Linked DNA regions of Homo sapiens: region 2 is linked to region 1. Evidence: chromatin loops called from intact Hi-C (ENCODE). Cell type or tissue: Calu3. All regions are shown on one strand.

Evidence for each region. Peaks named below come from ENCODE experiments on the same cell type or tissue, not always from the same donor. Only the 100,000 strongest peaks of a DNase experiment are listed, where the experiment ranks them.
Region 2: a loop joins it to region 1, with 11 times the contacts of the local background. A loop is called at or near these places in 16 of 110 quality-filtered maps.

The regions. Positions count from the first base shown.
Region 1 is chr11:90,431,315-90,439,314 of GRCh38, reverse strand. All of the region lies in intron 1 of DISC1FP1 (DISC1 fusion partner 1), which reads right to left. Among named protein-coding and RNA genes, the nearest start is that of MIR4490, 120 kb to the left of the region's middle. RefSeq lists an enhancer at 623-1,350 and a silencer at 4,160-4,454. In Calu3, no CTCF peak of the experiment used is centred here; a DNase peak (open chromatin) is centred at 4,284.
Region 2 is chr11:90,284,077-90,292,076 of GRCh38, reverse strand. All of the region lies in intron 1 of DISC1FP1 (DISC1 fusion partner 1), which reads right to left. It also overlaps the pseudogene TUBAP2. Among named protein-coding and RNA genes, the nearest start is that of DISC1FP1, 37 kb to the right of the region's middle. In Calu3, a CTCF peak has its summit at 3,605; no DNase peak of the experiment used is centred here.

The sequences.
Region 1 (8,000 bases):
ATAACTGTATTCCAGGTGCTAGATGTGCTTTTTGTTTTTTGCTGTTTGTTGTCATTGTTAATTTCAATAACAAAAGCTCATCTAAGACCACAGTTACAATTAGCATCACTACCTGATGAACTTTGTGAAATCTGGTCATTCTTTAGGTGAGCTGAATATGAGTGTTGGGTAATTCTTTAACCATGCTTCTTTCAAATCTTTTAAGATGACATAAAATAAAACAACCTCCCAGTATTGTGCTTAACTTCCTTGCAAAGAAGGGAACAATTCCAGGTGCTTCCAGTTGGCCTTTCCTTTAGGCTAACACTACATGGGCCAGGAAATCAATATGGGGGTTCTGCCAGTTATCCTATATGTCTGTCTATTCCCTCTATGCATTCTGGGAATGGGAAAACAACCACAGAGTGCATTCACAGTGCCACTGGACCAACTGTTAGAACTGGTCAACTCATTTCATCACCTTCATAAGACTTTATTATGACTGGATGATCATAATGGCATTGAGGATTAGCATCAATTCAAAACTAGTATCTATTAAGCTCTGAAAATTCTAGATGTTTCACTTTCACAAATGCATAGTCACTCTGGTAAATGGCTACAGATTCTTCTGGGGAAACGTTGGATGAAGATGTATGGTCTATAGTGATTTTCTTCAAATGGGCCTATCCTCTCCCTCAAAAATGGAACTTGATATGTAAACTGCCTTAATTCAAAGACATAGGCAAAAGGTTGTGGATCCCAACTGTGGCAATGCATGTCAGAATTCTTCCCATCAAACCTAAAATAATGTGTGTGTGTGTGTGTGTCTCTGTGTGTTGTGTGTGTGTGTAGTCAATCAGTATTATCTACAGAGTTCATATTCGTGAATCCATCTTCCTCTCTAAAATTTATTTAAAACTCCCAAATCACTAGTCATGAGGCTTTTGCAGTCAGTTGCTAACATATGCAAAGTGTAAAAAAAATTGGGTCACCTGAAGCCCACATACCCAGCTCAGTTTAAACTAGCTGATTTTCTGCCTTCTTGTGTCACCTTTGATATGTAAACCAGTGCTCTTTTGTCAGTATATTTGTGTCACATTTTTCACATTTTTGTGCTTCTTATTGATGATTTTGCTGCTTACAATGATCCCTGAGCACAGAGCTGAAGTCCTGTATAGTGCTCCTAAGTTCAATAAGGCTATGATACGCTTTACGAAGAAAATAGCGTGTTAGATAAACTTCATACATATGTAAATTATAGTGTTGTTGGCCATGAGTTCAATGTTCATGAATCAACTATATATAGTAAATAAAGTGCCTTTAAACAAAAACACATTAAATAGGGTTGTCTGATAATTAGTTGATGAAATATTGTGAACAGAAGCTCACAAGAACATATCCCTGTATTTACCTTTGGAGCAATAGTACAATATTCACTTAATTAAGTGTTCATGGCAACTTTATAGAATATAACTACTGCAAATAGTGAGTATAATGAGAATTTACTGTGTGAGTGTAGTGTTATCTCATATGTAGTTTTATTTATGTAATAGCATATAGAATCAATATAAATCTTGATATATGTTATACATATCATATATAAATCAAGAAGCACATTGGTAGTCTGCTTATTGTTTTCATTCCTAAGACACTTTGATCAATTAGCTATTTGGTAGATCTCTTTGAATGAGATATTCTAATTATCTTTCCATCCCAGTGTAGATTATTGTAATAACTCTGCCCACCTTATCCCTTTGAATTAAGCTGTATATCTGGCCTCTCCATTCTGTAATCCTGTTGTTCCCATTGAAGCTAGAAAGCCCAATTCCACTGCATCAACCCTTATCAACACCTTTGAACTACAATGCACAAGCAGAAAAGATCATAGCATGATAATAATGTTTTAGTAATAGTCACTGAATATGTTTGGACACGGTTTATTCACAACTATAAATTTTACAAATTTATCTGCTATTTGTTTAAACTTGTTAATCACAAAATTTCCCCATTTTAAATATCCACATATACTTCATGCCATAAATCCTTACATACATTGCTAATAATTTTAGGGAAATCACATCATTTAAATGCCATAAGGGCTATTTAAGAGACCATATGATATGAAACAACAACAAAAAAGGAAAAGCTTATTCTAAAAAAAGTATATATTTTAGTCTTTTTTTTTAATTTTTGAAAAGTACTGGCCAAAACCACCTTTCTATAATAAATTGTTATTTTTAAAATAGGTCTTACTGTATATAATTTATTTCACAATGAAACACATATAACTTGTATCAATGAAGCTCTCAAGTATACCACTTGAAAATATTTAAACTAAGACCCTTATAATTATTACTACCATTTTGTTATCACCAATCAAAATCAAAATATTGTAGAAACCAATATATCAGAAACAAAAATGACATTAGAATTGCTTACAGTCTAATTAAGTGGAAAAATACACTTTAAACCTGGAAAAATATGCAGGAACAAAAGCCAAGAATACTTGGTAGACCTTAAGACAGAAATCACTTCTGAAGACAGAACTTGAAGGAGATAATTCTCTAGTTAAGAGATGTTTTCCACTTTTAAGTTGAATTTTCCTAAGCGTTGAATCCATATTATAGAAAATCCCTGGAGAATTTAGTTGCAGCTTAGCTACCCAGCTAAGTAAGACATTATTTGTCTAGAATTCAACTAGCCAAAGGGGTGGAGTGGGAGAAGAAACAAAAAAATTCAAAAGCAGTGCTCTCACAGAGAAAATTCTCTAGAGGCTATAAATTCCTCAATAAATACATGATAAATAAATTTATTTGGAGTGACAAGGCAGCTGCCAAATAAACCTTATCCCTAGTGTGCCTTATAATATCTAAACACTCCTCCAATGGAAATAACAGAAATCTATTTGTATATCAATGTACAGCTCAAAGAATATTTTTCATTTGCTTTGCTCAATTTAACCTTCATATTGTCTTTGAAATATAGGTATTATTATTTATGTCCCTGCTTTGGAGATGAGGAAACCAACTAATGGAATTTAAGTATGAAGAGTTGAGCTGGAGAAAGAGAAGAAAATGGACTCAGGTAAAATTAATTTAAAGCTATGTTTTAGAAAATGATAATGTGAAGAGAATACCAATAACATTTTTTATTCTCCTTTGGCTATACTATGATATTCTAGGCATAGCTTTCAAAAATATAAATATAAATTTAGCTTATAAATGTGTAATAATAGGCTCAACTATGTGCCCAGGCCATTAATTTTATGCTGTTCATTGTACTACTCCTACTACCAATTCTAATTTTATGATTAGAACTATTCTTTATACTGAGGATGGGGTTGGTAGAAGAGAAGAAAAGAAACATTGCAGTGGTTTGACAATTCTGTGGGAAAATAATACGCACTCGAGCTTAAAAAAATTCATTTTGTTTTATTTTTATATGCAGTGAATAAATATAATTTTAGTGTAATATAGATAGTCATGCAGGTATGTTTAGCAATTTATGACTTTGACAAGATGATGAGAAGAGACTGAAGAAAAATAGTCACTGAATGAACAGAGTGACTAAGCAGATGAAAATATGGAGGGGAAAATGTTGAGATTCAGTGCAGGCACTATGGAGGTTCTGGGTAGAAAGTAACTATTTACATTTATTCAGTAGACTATAATAGTCGGCAGACCCCACAAATAATAGTAAGAGTATATACTTTGTTATGTGCAAACTGTCAGGGAATAAGTAAGGAGACACAGTTTAAATCTCTTCACAGTTCAGTGGGCTGCCGCATACATAAATAATATAACATGACATTCTATGAGTGAATCACTAAAGTAAGTTCTACAAAATAGTGATTCCATATTAAATACTGAAAAGACTAAGGAGGTTGGGTTATCCTAGGTATTATGATTGGAATTTTTTTCATCAAGTTGGAGAAGACATGCTGAAAATGCATGTGAATTCATGTCTTGCAAGGTGTTCAGGTCAATCCACCTCCTGTGGATCTCTCAGAAAAACATTACTTTGTGATATACTGAGCTATTATTTTTGTGGTCTCAAGATGATTACAGGCTATGTATCGACATTTGGCTAATGAAACTTGAAAATAATATTTTGTTTAGAAATCAATGTTCTGTGTTGAGTAGATTTTACTTATAATTTTTTAAAGGGCTAGTTGATTACTCTTGCTTTTGCAATTTAGTCCCTAAATAGTTAATTCTTGGGATTCTTGAGTAACTCAGAGCCTTAAATGCTTGGCTAATATGAAAAATGGTCAGCCCTGCAACCAGCAGGAGGCATAAGAGGATTTGATAACTGTTGGAAAAGGCAGCCTAAGGCAACAGGACTCTAATCAGTCAGTGCCACTACTATTGGAAACTCTGAGAGCAGATGACAGAAGTGAGAATCCTCCTTGAGGACCAGTAGGGATTTTGAACAACTATACCTGCTCTTCTTTAACATTAACATATGTCAAATCTCAACTTGTATAAGACATTTCAACTCTTAATTATTCTTTCGGTTAAGATTCCTCCTGTTTTCTCTCTACTGACCCAAGGAGTAAATAAGGCATGTTTGCTTTATGTCTACTGTGTGAATCTGTATCTTTGTGTAAAGATATATTTGTGTGGTGAAAACTTTTTGAAGCTTTACTTCCAGCCTAGAAAATAAGTTTCCAACCAGGTTACTCCAGCTAGTGTCAGGAAACCAGGCATACTAATTAAAGGAAATTTGCCAGGAAACACAAGCAATCAAGAAATTATTGCCTGTTTGTAATTGGAGGGAGAGAGGAAATACTAATTTTGGATTGTGGAGTTATGTGAGTGTTGTGATTGTGTTATTATATTGCAATATACTCATGGGAATTTTAGTACAAATTCTGTACACTGTGAGAGAGAGGAGGATCACACCTGAATAGTGAGATCATACCCTGTATTAGCATCCTGAAAATGTAGCAGCTATCTCAGGAAGGAGCCCAGAACTGGAAGGGAAGTCTCAATGAGGTAGCAGAGAATGGCCATTTATTTTCTCTTAGCTTTGATGGTAAAATGGCCAAGATATTGTGAAAGGAGTTCCCAAGAACTAAATATGATGTTGCCCTTCAAATATTGGAATTAGTAAATTCAATCTCTTTGATCAAAATAGTCTCCTAGTCATGACTAAAGACATTCTTTTCCAACAGAAACTCAGCAATATTCTTAAGCAGTTACCAAGAGAATTAGCATAGCTATCAGTGATGAAACCACTTGAGAACATGGATGATGAAAAAGTACAGACGTGGAAGGGGTAAAGACAAAAGCTAGTTGCACTTTTCTTCTATTATCTAAAGTATTTTCAACTTATCTCTATTCTAGTGTTTCACATAGCATAATAATTCATGTACATGTCTGCTTTCCTCATTGGAACTTGAGCTTCTTGAGAGCAGATTTCTCATCTTTATATGCATAGTTCCTGACCCTGGGCCGGGCACATGGAAGACTCTAGACAATGAATAATGTTAATGAAGGAATAAATAGCACCTGAAAACTAAAGCAACTTCATCTCTATTTAGGGATGAGATGACATATTTGCAAACTAGTGGTTATTTTCATAATTGCCATTGTATTGAGGTAGAAAATAAATGTTATTGAGGTATAAGATTAATAAGTATACATAGATCTGATACTATAAACAATATGAACTAAGAACTTCCCTGTTTGACAAAACTTCCTAAAGTTAGAAGAACTTGGATAGTTTAGTATCTTATATAGAACTGAAAAATATTCCTTCATGCCAATATATGTCTGCCTATAACTGTTATGAACCCCTTTAGAACCATATACACCCCTGGCCACCACCCCCAAACACCAACCATCTTCAAAAACAAGATACAGATCTTATCTATAGAAATGCAAACATGACCAAAGATGCTGGAATTCTCAGTCCTGTCATACAGATAGCTGTGTAGTATTACTGGCAGACAGAAAAACTGAGAAGAAACTTGGAAAGTTAATAAATTGTATAACTCATAAAATCTTTGTGAAAACTTCTAAAACTCTCTGTATGAGGGAAGAAAGGAACTCCAAGTTAGCAGTTAAGCTCCCAGACATGTCTTAGTCAAACTAAGGTTTAAGGAAGCTAAATGAAGCTCGGTGAGTTGCTCAAGTGGTAGAACCAGGACCAGAAAACAGTTTTTTAGACTCTTGGGTTTATGCATCTATTACAAAATGGGCTTTGTCTTTATGGAAAATTTTATCAAGCAATAGAGGCTAATTAGAGTTCTGTGTTAACAAGGATCTGAAGCCAAGTTCTAACTCATTAGAAAAGATTGCTGTGGTTGATTATATATGATCAAAACCACAATGAGATACCATCTCACACCAGTCAGAATGGATATTATTAAAAAGTCAAAAAGTAACAGATGCTGGCAAGGTTGCAGAGAAAATGAAACACTTATACACTGTTGGTGGGCATGTAAATTATTTCAACCATTGTGGAAAGCAGTATGATGATTCCTCGAAGAAATAAAAGCCCAACTACCATTTGACCTAGCAAATGCATTAGAGTGTATATACCTAGACAAATATAAATCATTCTACCATAAAGACACATGTACACAAATGTACACTGCAGCAGTATTCACAATAGCAAAGACATGGCATCAACCTAAATGCCCATCAATGACAGATTGGATAAAGATAACGTGACACATATATACCATGGAATAATAGGCACCCATAAAAAAGAATGAAATCATGTCTTTTGTGGGAACATGGGTGGAGCTGGAGGCTTTATCCTTAGAAAACTAATGCAGGATCAGAAACCAAATACCACATCTTCTTACTTATAAGTGGGAGGTAAATGATGAAAGCTCATGAACACAAAGAAGAAAACAACAGGCAGTAGGGCCTATTGGAGGGTGGAGGGTGGGAGGAGAGAGAAGGGCAGGAAAGATAACTATTGGGTACTGAGCTTAATACCTGGGTGATGAAATAATCTGTACAACAAACCCCCAAGACACGAGTTTACCTACATAACAAACCTTCACATGTACCCCAAATATAAATTTATTTTTGAAAAAAAGAGTGGCCAATTATCAGCTCTTCCTATACTACATTCCCCTGTTGAGGTCTCCAGATATGTATGTCTACCCCAATAGTAACACTGATTTGACTGATTATAAGATCGCTAAAAAATGGAAAGAATTGCTTCCAGCTACAGAGAATTAGCGGTGATGGTAGGTGCCCCCTCTTATACCAGCATACTAGATAGAACTTCATTGACTGGCTTATCCTCAAACGCAGCTTCAGAGATAATCAGAGAAAGAGAAGGAAAAGAGGATATGTTCAGAAAGTGGGTTATGCCCTGGAATTCTCTGCTGCTAAAGAAAAAAAATAAGAGAAGGAATTTTTCATACAATTTATAGAATTTAAAATATTTGCATAATTTCTGTGATTTTAATAGCAAAAATTAAAGTGTTGCAGCTTTTCATACCAACCCTTTCCACCTAACTAAAGTATCTTTATTTTTGAGTCTTAACAATGAAGAGGCTTGCCTTTTGAATGATGGAAGTTCTTCACAAACATAAGACTAGTAATCATTCTCAGGCAATTAAGAATTCTCTCTTTCAGGTGGCCAATTCCATGGACTTGCTCAACACAGCACAAAGACTATAATTTATACATTGCTATACTTAAAGTACTTTTTGGCATATTCTTCTAAGAAAGTAAAAAAAGCATTGTAGCGGCGCAATAAGGTAATTGTTATCTAAATATGTAATATGATCATTCTTATCTAAATATGTAGAGAAAAAAACATGCTTTAAAATGTTATATTGGCTATTAACAATCTCTTGGACACTCATTCATACTAGAGTCTTTTTCATGTGTTTCTGTCCCTTTCTCTGAATGGTCTTGCTGCCCATTACCTTTTTTTCTGGCTGTAAAGGCCTAGTCACAAAGAACTTTCAGAGCCCACTACATTTCAGATCTATTGTCATTTTCAATGCCTAATTCTGTGTGGAGCGGTGTAATTTAAATTCAATTTTA
Region 2 (8,000 bases), 150 kb after region 1:
TGTTCATCAAAACAGACTCATTGTTTTATCATGTTCAAAATATTTAACTGTTATAAAAATAAATATATAGCATAAATTTATATTAATTGTCTTACCCTTTTGTCAGTATCATACATTCAGATTACACATACTAATGGGTTTGGTAAAAGGAGATTCCATTAAGAAAACAAAAATAAGGTTTTGAATAACTTGTAGCCAGATAATCTCTGAAAACTCCCAGTTCTCATAATTTATGAGTTAATAGTTCCTCTTCACTGTCAGCTAGTCTTCACATCCTCAGTCCTGCTTTAGACGGCCCATGGAATTATCCTGCTCGCAACCTATAGCACCAAACTAAGACAAGGAAAAACCCCATCTATCTGGTGAGCTTGAAGAGAATTCTTAAAGGTAGAGCTATAAATTCCACTTTCCTTCCCCTTAGATGACCGTAAGGTTTAACCTTTCACTAAACTACACACTAGCTGTTTTACCTGATTATACAGGTTTGCATCCTAAAACTCATATCAGTATAGAAGATGAATATTTCTGGGTGTTACATGGATCACACTTTGTAGTGTGAGGTAGTGATGACATTGTAGTGATGACAAAGTGTACTTGATAAATTCAATTCCACAAGTGTATATTAACACCCACTCAGTGCTAGGTCTTGTGCTACATGCTGGTGATAGTTCTTTCTTCTTCCCTTCATACAAAAACTCTTTGAAAGAAAAATCTACATACTTATCTTCTCTTCCTTCTCTTTCCATTCCTTTTCAACCTTCAATCACCTGACTTCTAACCTAACACTCCATATAAACCACTCTGGAAAAGATCCTTATTACTTCCTAATTGCCAAATTTAATGGACTACAGTCAATGTTTAACCTACTGTGCCTGTTTGCTGCATTTGACATTTTGACTGCTTGTTCCTACTTTGGTTTCTCTATGTCCATTCTATCCTTCTTCTCTTTCTGCTATTTTTATATATTTAATCTCAGAGGTCCTTTGTATCTTATTTATACCTCAAATGCTATATTTTTCAATGTCTTGTCCTTTCTTCTTTCATTTTTTCTTCTTTTTTTCTTTTCTCTTCTTATCCTCACTAGGTGATCTCATACATATCCAGGGCTTCAGTTACCACTCACATGCTGATAGATCCCAAGGCCACAGTTCTAATTTAGAGCTTTCCTTTGATAACAAATGCTGTCATATATCTCTTCTATAGAAGCCCAATGGGCACCTCAATCTAAACCTATATAAAACTGAGCTTGTTATTGTTTCTTCTGGATTCATCTAATTCTACTGAAGTCAGGCCCCTCATTATCTCTTGCCTAAAATACTGGAAAGTCTCCAAGCTGATCTTGTTGTGAAATTCCTACTCCTCAGTCTATCCATTACACCTCTAACAGAGTGAAATTTCAAAAAGGTAAATGCGATCTTGTCAGAGCCCTACATAAAACATATATCTGGCCGGGCGCGGTGGCTCACGCCTGTAATCCCAGCACTTTGGGAGGCCGAGGCGGGCGGATCACGAGGTCAGGAGATCGAGACCATCCCGGCTAAAACGGTGAAACCCCGTCTCTACTAAAAATACAAAAAATTAGCCGGGCGTAGTGGCGGGCGCCTGTAGTCCCAGCTACTTGGGAGGCTGAGGCAGGAGAATGGCGTGAACCCGGGAGGCGGAGCTTGCAGTGAGCCGAGATCCCGCCACTGCACTCCAGCCTGGGCGACAGAGCGAGACTCCGTCTCAAAAAAAATAAATAAATAAATAAATAAAAAAAAACATATATCTGACTGACTCCAAGTACCCAGACAATAAAGTTCAAATTCCTTGGTACGATATACAAAGATTCCTTTACAACATCCCTACATTTACAGTACTACTGTAATGTACTACCCCACATCAACTAATTTCAGTTTTCAAATAAAACATGCTATGTATAACCTTCTGTAATTCTCATATTAGTCCTTCTGTGTAGAAAATTCTACCTCACAGTTGACCTAATGAACTCTTGTACACGTTTCAAAGGAGTTCAAATCTCTCTCTAATAAAGCTTTCCATCACTCCTCCTTACATCCCCATAGATAGAAAGACACTCATTATATTTTGCTCCTTCACTATAGCCAATTAATATTTTCATCATGGAGTCTGATTTACTAACCTTTTTTTATGTGTCTGCTTTACCTTTACATACTTTAAGTTTCATAAAGACAGAGTCTTTGTCTTATTCATTATTTTATCCCCAGTTTTTCATATGTTAAGTATCCAACAAATGATTAGTAAAAGCATGATTGCATAAATAAATTAATGTGAAAACTTTTCTGCCCTCATCTGTCTCAAAGCCTAATGGGGAAACACATACACAAACATTAAAAATTATTCAGTATGTAGCTTCAGTGGTTGAATTGTGTGCATTCTGACTGTTATTTCCAGTTACGTCAAAGGAAGACATATATAATCACAGTAAACATAAAGTGTCTTGGTGTGTCTTTTGCAATTTGTGTGTGTGTGTGCAATTGTGTGTAGTTGGTTTTATACATCCCTCAAACACTAAAGCAAAATAAAAATACAGAGCCTGAGTATAATATAAAGTTAGTCAAACTATCCATATAGCAATTTATTTTTAGAGAATAAATTTCATGAGAAATATGTGAGAAGCTACCCCTATACAAGGAACCTGTGTTTTTATCATGTCCTAAATTCTGTGGTTAACAATGGCTGTAGATTAGAAAACATTTAAGGTTGTGGTTCTTTCAGCTGTTGGCAAATTGTAGAACACAAAAGTAAGAGAATACAAAAAAGAAATCCATTGGAAACTAAACCCAGTATTTGAAATTCTGAGTTGTTCCCTGGGCTTTAGTCATGTTTTTTCTCATTGGAGTAGGGTCAGTGTGACAGGGCTGAAGTAGATGGAAAAATGATGAATGTAATCAGGGGAAGAGGTTGAGGAAATTATTCTGGAACCCATGATTTAGGTTTCAAATAAAGATACTTTCCAAAGGAAATGAAACTGGTGAACTCAGTTTGCTCCCTAGCAACTACTGTAGTGGAGATGCAATATGAATGCATCGGCATGTTTCACATATTGGGAATCTCTGTGGAAATGTATAATGAGCTCCTGTTGGGTCGGTTTTCCATCCTATGCTTCAGTGCGAGGGCATGCAGTTGTCCAGATATCTGCAGCATTCTGAGCTGCTCAACAAATTTTAAACGTTTTGGTGAGAAAAATAGTTTGACGGTTTCCCTAAATACTCTCCAAGGTACCAGGCTGATAACAAAGTGGAGCCCCCAAACTTAAACTGAAGTCTGCATCATTTGAGTGTCCAGCATGGCAAGAAACTGGCTGACATTTACGTTGAAAATCACACAGGCCATGTGGCTATTGATAAGCTTATTTTCAGAAAGAAATACACAGTGACATTTAATCAAAATGTAATTCATTGGTATGAAATTTGATGAGCTAGCACAAAGTCAATTGCGTTTGATGGTTTATTTCCAATTAACTTAAGACACATTTTAACTTTCCCTGCTTCTTAACAGTTAATTTTTTAAAATCTATTCATAAAAATTAAATAAACACAATGTGCTGAATTTAAAAAACTATCTTTATCTGTTTCCATTTTCATCTCTTTCTTTTTCAATCTCTTTCATCCTTTTTTTCTTTTAAAGAAAGATAGGACGTGAAGAAGGACTGCCATCTACTGGTACACAAGAAACATTTCTGAAATACATGAACAGCACCAGGTACCCTGGTGGCTTTGTGGAAAACATTCTCTGACACAAAAGAAAAGGTTATTATGCTTTACACCCTTTAAATGAAACAATGGTTAATATATTCATTTACTCACTCACTTCAACAAAATTGAATTTATCACCTACCAGTATTGCCAAGCACTGAGCTAAATCCATAGAGAACACAGAAATGACTAAATCATGGTACTTGATAGAAAAATCATTTCATTTTCTTTCCTTCCTCTTTTCATGTACTGTCAATAGTATACAAATATGTTTTTGTAGCATGCACTTGAGTTAATGGATTGAGGCTCTGAGGATAATATCTGGAAAATATTAAATATTTACAGGCTATGCTGCTGGAAAAAAAATTCCCAGGAGGATGCCAGAAGCATACAAATCTCATAAATACCTCTATTCTCACTCATTCAATATTCAGTCTACTTATTTTAATATCTGTAATAATCCCTTTAAATATTACTATTCACAAAGGAATAAAGACAGAAAAGTAGCTCTCTTAAATGTTTTTCTTAATAGGAGATATAGAAAAGGAATATTGAAAGTGGTACAGAATACACACAGATATGGATTTCACAACATTAATACTGACAAATGCATTGAGAATATTCAGCACATACCTGAGGATGTTAGCAAGCCTGCCCTAATACCTACGCTACCTACTCTATCAAGCCAGAAACACTCAGGCATTGAAAAAAGCTTACAACACATATGACCATCAAAGACGAGTTTAAAAAAATGTATAAACATTGCTGATTTAAAGCATTTCCATTATAAACCTTACTTTTTCATGAAAACTTGGTTTTCCCAGGACACATCAACTTTGAAGATGATGCAAAGATATTTGTAGCAGAGACTCCAACCCGATTTTATTATCACAAATCCAAACCTTCTCAGCCTCCCTCTACCTGTGGATATAACACTCATAAACCCCCTTGCCAACTGAAAGAGCATATATCTTTCATTTACTTCTATAACCTAGTCATAGTATAATGCTTGGCCCGCTATAGGTCCCCAGTACTTTTATATTAAGAGACCAAATGAATATCATTGACTTTTTTGTCCTGTGGGAAATTAGAGAGGCTCCCACCAGTGATATATCAATGCCTTGCCCTATTGCTTCTAAAGTCTCAATATTGCTTTATTAAAGAAAAAAATCATGGTGAGGTAATTTTAGCCTTAAAGAAAAGTTACAAAGATAGTAAATTCTCATATGGTCTTTATCCAACGTCCCCTTAATGTTAATATCTCACATAACCAAAGTATAATTATTAAAAGTAAGAATATAAAAACCATACACTACCATTAACTAAACCAGGGGTCTCCAACCCCTGGGTCATGGACTGGTACCCATCCATGGCCTGTTAGGAACCGGGACGCACAGCAGGAGGTGAGCAGCAGTTGAGAAGGCAAAGCTTCATCTGTATTTACAGCTATTCCTCATCTCTGGCATTACCTCCTGAGCTCCACCTCCTGTTAGATCAATGGTGGCATTAGATTCACATAGGAGTTTGAACCCTATTGTGAAATGCACATGCAATGGATCTAGGTTGCACATTCCTGGGATTCTAATGCTTGATGATCTGTCACTGTCTCCCATCACCCCCAGATAAAACAATCTATTTGCAGGAAAACAAGCTTAGGGCTCCTACTGATTCCACATTATGGTGATATATGTAATTATTTCATTATATATTATGATGTAATAATAATATAAATAAAGTATGCAATAAATGTAATGCACTTGAATCATTCCAAAACAATTCCACCCTGGCCTGAGTCTGGAAAAATTGTCTTCCACGAAACCAGTCCCTGGTGCCAAAAAGGTTGGGGACCACTGAACTAAACTACAAAATTGTTTTAGTTTATCCACCTTTTCCACTAAAGTACATATTTATGTTCTAGGACACAGCCACACCTCGTTTTGTTGCACTTCACTTTATTGCGCTGCACAAATACCATGTATTTTACAAATTGAGGACTTGTGGCAACCCTGTATTGAGCAACTCTATCAGCTTCATTTTTCCAACAGCATGTGCTCAATTCATGTGTTTGTATCACATTTTGGTAATTTTTGAAATATTTCCAACTTTATCATTATTAGTATATCTGTTATGGTGACCTGTGATCAGTAATATTTGATATTACTATCGTAATTGTTTTGTGGCACCACGAACTATGTCCATAAAAGATAGTGAACTTAACAGGTAAATGTTATGTACATTCTGACTGGCTCCATCAACCAGCCGTTCCTTCATCTCTCTCTCCCTCTCTTCAGGCCTCCCTATTCCCTAAGATACAATATTAAAATTAGGCCAATGAATAACCCTACTATGGCCTCTAAGTGTTCAAGTTAGAGTCACATAACTATCATTTTAAATCAAAAGCTAGAAATGATTAAGCTTATGAGGAAGGCATGTTTGAGATAGGCCAAAAGATTGGCCTCTTGTGCCAAAGAGTTAGCCAAGTTGTGAAAGGAGAAGTTATTGAAAGAAATTAGTGAACACATGAGTGATAAGAAAGCAATACAGCCTTATTGCTGATATGGAGAAACTTTTAGTGGTCTAAATAGGAGATCAAACCAGCCACAACATTCCTTTAATTCAAAACCTAATCCAGAGCAAGACACAAACTCTCTTTAATTCCAAGAAGGCAGAGAGATGTGAGGAAGCTGCAGGAGAAAGGTTGGAAGCTAGCCGTTATGTGGTACATATACACCATGGAATACTATGCAGCCATAAAAAATGATGAGTTCGTGTCCTTTGTAGAGACATGGATGAAGCTGGAAACCATCATTCTCAGCAAACTATCACAAGGGCAAAAAACCAAACACCACATGTTCTCATTCATAGGTGGGAACTGAACAATGAGAATACATGGACACAGGAAGGGGAGCATCACACACCGGGGCCTGTTGTGGGGTGGGGGGAGGGGGGAGAGATAGCATTAGGAGATATACCTGATGTTAAATGACGAGTTACTGGGTTCAGCACACCAACATGGCACATGTATACATATGTAACTAACCGGCACATTGTGCACATGTACCCTAAAACTTAAAGTATAATAAAAAAAAAAGAAGAAGAAGAAAGGTTGGAGGCTAGCAAAGGTTGACTAATGAGACGTAAGGAAAGAAGCCATCACCATAACATAAAAATGCAAGGTGAAACAGCAAGTGCTGATGGAGAAGCTTCAGCAAGTTATCCAGAAGATCTACCTACAATTATTGATGAAGGTGGCTACAATAAACAAAAAATAATCAGTGTAGACCAAACAGCCTTATAACGGAAGAGGATGCCATCTAGGACTTTCATAGCTAGAGAGAAGTTAATGCCTAACTTCAAAGCTTCAAAAGACAGGCTGACTCTTTTGTTAGGGGCTAAAGCAGTTGGTGACTTTAAGTTGCCACTAATCCTCATTACCATTTCATTTTGAAAATCCTAGAGCCCTTAAATTTACTCTACCTGTGCTCTATAAATGAAACAACAAGCCTAGATGATAGCACATCTGCTTATAGCATGATTTACTAAATGTTTTCAGTCCATTGTTGAGACTTACTGCTTATAAAAAAGATTGCTTTCAAAACATTACTGCTCATTGACAGTGCACCTAGTCAAACAAGAGCTCTCACGGAGAGATGCAAGAAGATTAATGTTGTTTTTATACCTGCAAACTCAGTATCCACTCTGTAGCCCATGGATCAAAGAGAAATTTCAATTTTCAAGTCTCATTTGTTCAGCAGTACATTTCATAAGGCTATAGCTTCCATATAAATTGTGAATCTTCTGATGGATCTTGACAAAACAAGTTGAAAAACTTTGGGAAATAATTAACCATTCTAAGATGTCATTAAGAGCATTAGTGATTTATGAGAGAAGGTCAAAATGTCAACCATAACAGGAGTTTGAAGAAGTTGATGACTTTGAGTATTCAAGACATTATTAGAGGAAGTAACTGCAGATGTGGAAATAGCAAGTGAACTACAATTAGAAGTGGAGCCTGAAGATGTGACTGAATTGCTGCAATCTCATAATGAAACTTGAATGGATGAGAAGCTTCTTCCTCTGGATGGGAAAAAAAAGTGGTTTCTTGAGACAAAATCGACTCTTAGTGAAGATGCTGTGAACATTGTTGAAATGCCAACAAATGATCTAAAATATAACATAAACTTTTTTTTTTATGTTAATGACTGTACTTTGAGACATGATGGAAAAACATTACAGGTACACATGGAAAAGACATGATCACCAAATGAAAATCTAACCAGAAAG